Regions from separate parts of the Homo sapiens genome. Here region 2 is linked to region 1. The links are chromatin loops, found by intact Hi-C in ENCODE. Cell type or tissue: dorsolateral prefrontal cortex. All regions are shown on one strand.

The links. Hi-C counts contacts between places; a loop is a spot of excess contacts. Peaks named below come from ENCODE experiments on the same cell type or tissue, not always from the same donor. Only the 100,000 strongest peaks of a DNase experiment are listed, where the experiment ranks them.
Region 2: a loop joins it to region 1, with 3.0 times the contacts of the local background. A loop is called at or near these places in 1 of 110 quality-filtered maps.

The regions. Positions count from the first base shown.
Region 1 is chr16:19,665,525-19,668,024 of GRCh38, forward strand. All of the region lies in intron 26 of VPS35L (VPS35 endosomal protein sorting factor like), which reads left to right. Among named protein-coding and RNA genes, the nearest start is that of KNOP1, 51 kb to the right of the region's middle. In dorsolateral prefrontal cortex, a CTCF peak has its summit at 1,017; a DNase peak (open chromatin) is centred at 1,087; H3K4me3 peaks cover 1,201 bases; H3K27ac peaks cover 2,500 bases.
Region 2 is chr16:19,577,269-19,579,768 of GRCh38, forward strand. VPS35L (VPS35 endosomal protein sorting factor like) reads left to right here. Exons shown (of 31, transcript NM_020314.7): 6 at 1,784-1,860. Among named protein-coding and RNA genes, the nearest start is that of VPS35L, 23 kb to the left of the region's middle. In dorsolateral prefrontal cortex, a CTCF peak has its summit at 1,160; DNase peaks (open chromatin) are centred at 1,233 and 2,033; H3K27ac peaks cover 2,500 bases.

The DNA of each region.
Region 1 (2,500 bases):
GCTGCATAGTACTCCATTGTGTATATGTACCACATTTTCTTTATCCGTTTGTCTGTTGACGGACACTTAGATTGCTTCCAAATCTTGGCTATTGTGAACAGTGCTAAAACAAACAGGAGTGCAGATATCTCTTCGATATACTGATTTCCTTTCTTTTGGGGGTAAATCCAGTGGTGGGATTGCTGGATCCTATGGTAGCTCTATTTTTAGCTTTTTCAGAAACCTCCGAATTGTTCTCCGTAGTAGTTGTACTAATTTAACATTTGCACCAGCAGTGTGTGAGGGTTCCCCTTTTCTCCACATTCTCACCAGCATTTGTCGTTGCCTGTCTTTTGGATAAAAGCCATTTTAACTGGGGTTCGATGATATCTCATTATAGTTTTCATTTGCATTTCTCTGATCAATGATGTTGAGCACCTTTTCATATGCTTGTTTGCCATTTGTATTTTTTTTTTTGAGAAACATCTATTGAAATCTTTTGCCCATTTTTAAAATCTGATTATTAGATTTTTTTTCCTATAGAGTTGTTTGAGCTCCTTATGTTCTGGTTATTAATCCTTTATCAGATGGGTAGTTTGCAAATATTTTCTCCCATTCTGTGGGTTCTCGTTTCACTTTGTTGATTGTTTCCTTTGCTGTGCGGAGCTTTTTAAGTTGATGTGATCCCATTTGTCCATTTTTGCTTTGGTTGCCTGTGCTTGTGGGGTATTACTCAAAGAGGGGACAATATTCTTTACTACTGGGAATCTGAGTTCTCCTTTTTCTGTAGGTCTTTAAAAAAAAATCCGTTATATCTTAAATGAGCTTCCATAGCTCTTAATAGCTACAAAACAAAGTGTTACATGAAGTTGACATGATTATTCTGAACTTTAAACTATAAGGATAAACTGCTGTCACATGGGGTAGGATTTGATTTCTAATTACTTAAGATAAGATTGAGAAGTCTCCAGACAATATTTTCTATATGGGGCAAGTCTTCTGAGGATAGAACTAAAAATCTGCTTTGGAACCCTGCATGCCCCAACCTTTAAATAACTGTTTATTTTAGCTCCGTCCTTTAGAGTGGAAACTGGGCGGGGTGGGTGAGAGGAGCCAAGTTCTGGGGACAAAGCTGCTCTCTTTTTAATGAGGCATAATAATAGGCACATTCTCTGGGCCAGTCAGTAACAAACACATAAATAGAAAAAAATGGTCTTTCAAGTTGCTCTGAGCAGAATTTGCATTCCCACTGAGAACCTTGTTTCATGATATACTTACTTCACTGTGGGACTGCCGGAGGACTAAGGAAATGAACTGCTTAAAGATAGGGCCTAGGAGATCCTGTGGGTTCCATAAGTAGGGCCATGTTTTTCTTTCTTTCTTTCTTTCTTTCTTTCTTTCTTTCTTTCTTTCTTTCTTTCTTTCTTTCTTCCTTTCTTCCTTTCTTCCTTTCTTCCTTTCTTCCTTTCTTCCTTTCTTTCTTTCTTTCTTTTTTTTTGAGACAGAGCATTGCTCTGTTGCCCAGGCTCGGCTCACTGCAACCTCTGACCGACGGGTTCAAGTGATTCTCCTGCCTCAGCCTCCCGAGTAGCTGGAATTACAGGCATGTGCCACCATGCCCAGCTAATTTTTGTATTTTTAGTACAGACAGGGTTTCACCATATTGGCCAGGCTGGTCTCAAACTCCTGACCTCAAGTGATCGACCCACTGGCCTCCCAAAGTGCTGAGATTACAGGCGTGAGCTACCGTACCTGGTTGGGCCATGTCTTACTAGTGGTCACAAGATAGAAGACCCTGCAGGCTCTGACCCTTTCTGGAAGGTTTCTCTATCAGAACGGACATCAGGTGGCTTTTCCTCAAGCCCCATATTTAATGTCTCTCCCCAAAACAATTGAGATAAGTGGATTCATAGACCAAAATACGTAACAGGCTTAGAAAATAAGTGTTGGCCCAATGCGGTGGCTCACGCCTGTAATCCCAGAACTTTAGGAGGCCGAGTCAGGCAGATCGCTTGAGCTCAGGAGTTTGGGACCAGCTTGGGCAACACGGTGAAACCCCATCTCTACAAAAAATACAAAAATTAGCCAGGGATGATGGTGCACTCCTGTAGTCCCAGTTACTGGGGAGGCTGAGGTAGGAGGATGGCTGGAGCCCAGGAGGCAGAGGCTGCAGTGAGTCGAGATCACACCGTTGCACTTCAGCCTGTGCGACAGAGCAAGACCCTGTCTGGAAAAAAAAAAAAAAAAACCAGAAAAAAAAATAGTTGTTAATTAGTATGATTATGTTGGTCTCATTGCCACAGTTTATGTTGTCAACGCTTTCTCTCACTTTTTTTTCATCTGTTTGTCTACCTGCCCATGACAGTACCCTGTTCACAGTTGGGGCTTAATAAATGTGGAAGGGGTTTGAGTTTGGGGTTCAGGAGACAGCCAGGCAAAGAAGCTTCCAGAGCAGAGCTAACTTGACTCAGAAAGCTTTACAAGGAGTGTCTTTCTGTGACATGTTTTTTTTCCCTCTCCT
Region 2 (2,500 bases), 88 kb before region 1:
GTGTGTGCAGAGATTGCATGGCAAGAGAAGGGAGGAGAGAGAGGGAGAAAATGCCAGGCTTTTTTCAACAGCCAGTTCTCATGGGAAGTAAGAATAACTCATTACTGCACTCATTACTGCAAGGATGGCACCAAGCCGTTCATGGTGGATCCCCCACTACAACCCAGACACCTCCCACCAGGCCCCACCTCCAACACTGGGGATCACATTTCAAAGATGAGACTTTGTATGAATATAGAGCAATAGGAGCTCTCATATGCTGCTGGTGGGAATGTAAAATGGCACAACCACCTTGTAGAACACTTTTGCATTTTTTATTTTATTTGAAGACAGGTGCTGTGGTCTGGTTGTTTGTGCCTAACCCCACTCCCCTGCCCCGATTCATATGTTGAAATCCTAACCCCAAGATGATGGTATTAGGAGATGGGCCCTTTTCAGAGGTGATTAGGTCATGAGGGTGGAACCCTCATGAATGGGATTAGTGCCCTATAAAAGAGGTCCAAGGGCACTCCCCTCACCCCTTCCACCAAGTGAAAACACAGCAGGAGGGCATCATCTATGAACCCAACCGGAAAGCAGGCTGTCATCAGGCACTGGGACCTAATCTGCTGGGACCTTGATCTTGGACTTCCCAGCCTTTAGGACTGCGAGAAATACATTGCTCTTATTTATAAGCCACCCACTTTGTAGCATTTTGTTATAGCAGCTCAAAGGGATTAACACAATGAGCCAACCCTTTGATCCAGCATTCCACTACTAGGGGTATCCCCAGATCAGGGGTTGGTAAACTGCATGCTGCAGGCCAAGTCTGGTCCACTGCCTGTTTTTTAAGTACAGTTTTATAGGAACAGAGCCCTATCAATTTGTTTACATATTATCTATGCCTGCTCTTGTGCTACAACAGTAGAGTTGAGTAGTTGGAGCAGACACTTTGTGACTCTTAAAACCTAAAACATTTGTCAGGCTTACAAAAAGAGTTCTGCAGCTCGACCCTAAGTCCACATTTCTTTCTTTTTTCTTTTTTTTTTTTTTGAGATGGAGGTTACAGTGAGCCGAGATCGCGCCACCGCACTCCAGCGTGGACGACAGAGTAAGACCCCATCTCAAAAAAAAAAAAATGCTAGAACAGAGGCCCCCTAAAGATGGGGGAAGGATTCTGAAATAGACGGCCGCAGAGGGCAGCAGTCAGCTAGATGCATCGCCCTGCCTTGTGGCTGGCCTGTGGCCTGGGGGCCCTTCCTTCATCCCTCCACCAGTCCCTGCTGATGGCGAAATTGTGCTGACAGATGCTGGAAGGAGGCACAGCTAGTCCTGTTTGCTCGAAGAGAGGGCTTTGAAGCCCTAGTGTTTCCACCCTGGGTAGACAGTGAGATGGTTGTTTTGTTAGCAGGAGAGCACAATTCTACGCTGTGAGTAAGAGCCTAAGAGGGCCTTTTGTTCATAGAAAACAATTAGATGACGGATTTTTGGCATCCTTATCTGGACTGCCTTTCTTTAGGAATAAACAGATGATACAGAGCAAAGTTTGTAAATCTCAAATGCAGCGGTTAACCTCTTTGAGGCTGGCCCACTGGGCTCCCAGGGGCAGCTTCTAAGTGGGAAATGTTTCGATGGAATTCTGGTTACATAAGGAAGTTGCTTTGAAAATCTGGGATAGTTTTCTATAATGGAATCATTCCCTTGTGTCTTTATTCACGATGAAGTGTAGAGTGAAAGATGCCTCCACTGGGGGTATTGGTGCACGAGAAAAGCCACCTGTGTGACGTAAATTCATTCTGTTTAGGCAAAGCTGGGACTGCCACATTGGCAATGTCAGAGAAGGTGCGGACCCGGCTGGAGGAGCTGGATGACTTTGAGGAGGTGAGCAAGTCATTTGTGGAATACAGGGAGTGGGAGAGCTTTTCCTTCCTCCTGCCAAGTGAGATCAACCTCGGTGGCTGCTCTTTGATTAATTCCTGGGCTGCGCATTGTGCTTGGTCCTCTCGAGGCAATGACTCCATCCAGGGAAGGGTGCCAGTGTGCAGTTGGCCGAGCTCACGGAAGCCTGACTGGGGCTGCTTTTCTAGAGGCCTCTTTTCTCATTGTGATGCCTGAGCAAGGCTGGGTCGCCTAGCAACAGTGTCTAATGGTAAAAACCAACTGCAAGGCCAGGCGCGGTGGCTCACGCCTGTAATCCCAGCACTTTGGGAGGCCAAGGCGGGAGGATCACCTGAGGTCAGGAGTTCGAGACCAACCTGGCCAACATGGTGAAACCCTGACTCTACTAAAAATACAAAAATTAGCCAGGCGTGATGGTGGGTGCCTGTAATCCCAGCTACTCGGGAGGCTGAGGCAGGAGAATTGCTTAAACCTGGGAGGCGGAGGTTGCAGTGAGCCAAGATCATGCCACTGCACTCCAGCCTGGGCGAAAGAGCAAGACTTTGTCTAAAAAAAATAACCCAACTGCAGTCACCTCCCTGAGAAGCAGCCTTATATGGAGCACAAAGACCTTGCTTTGCAA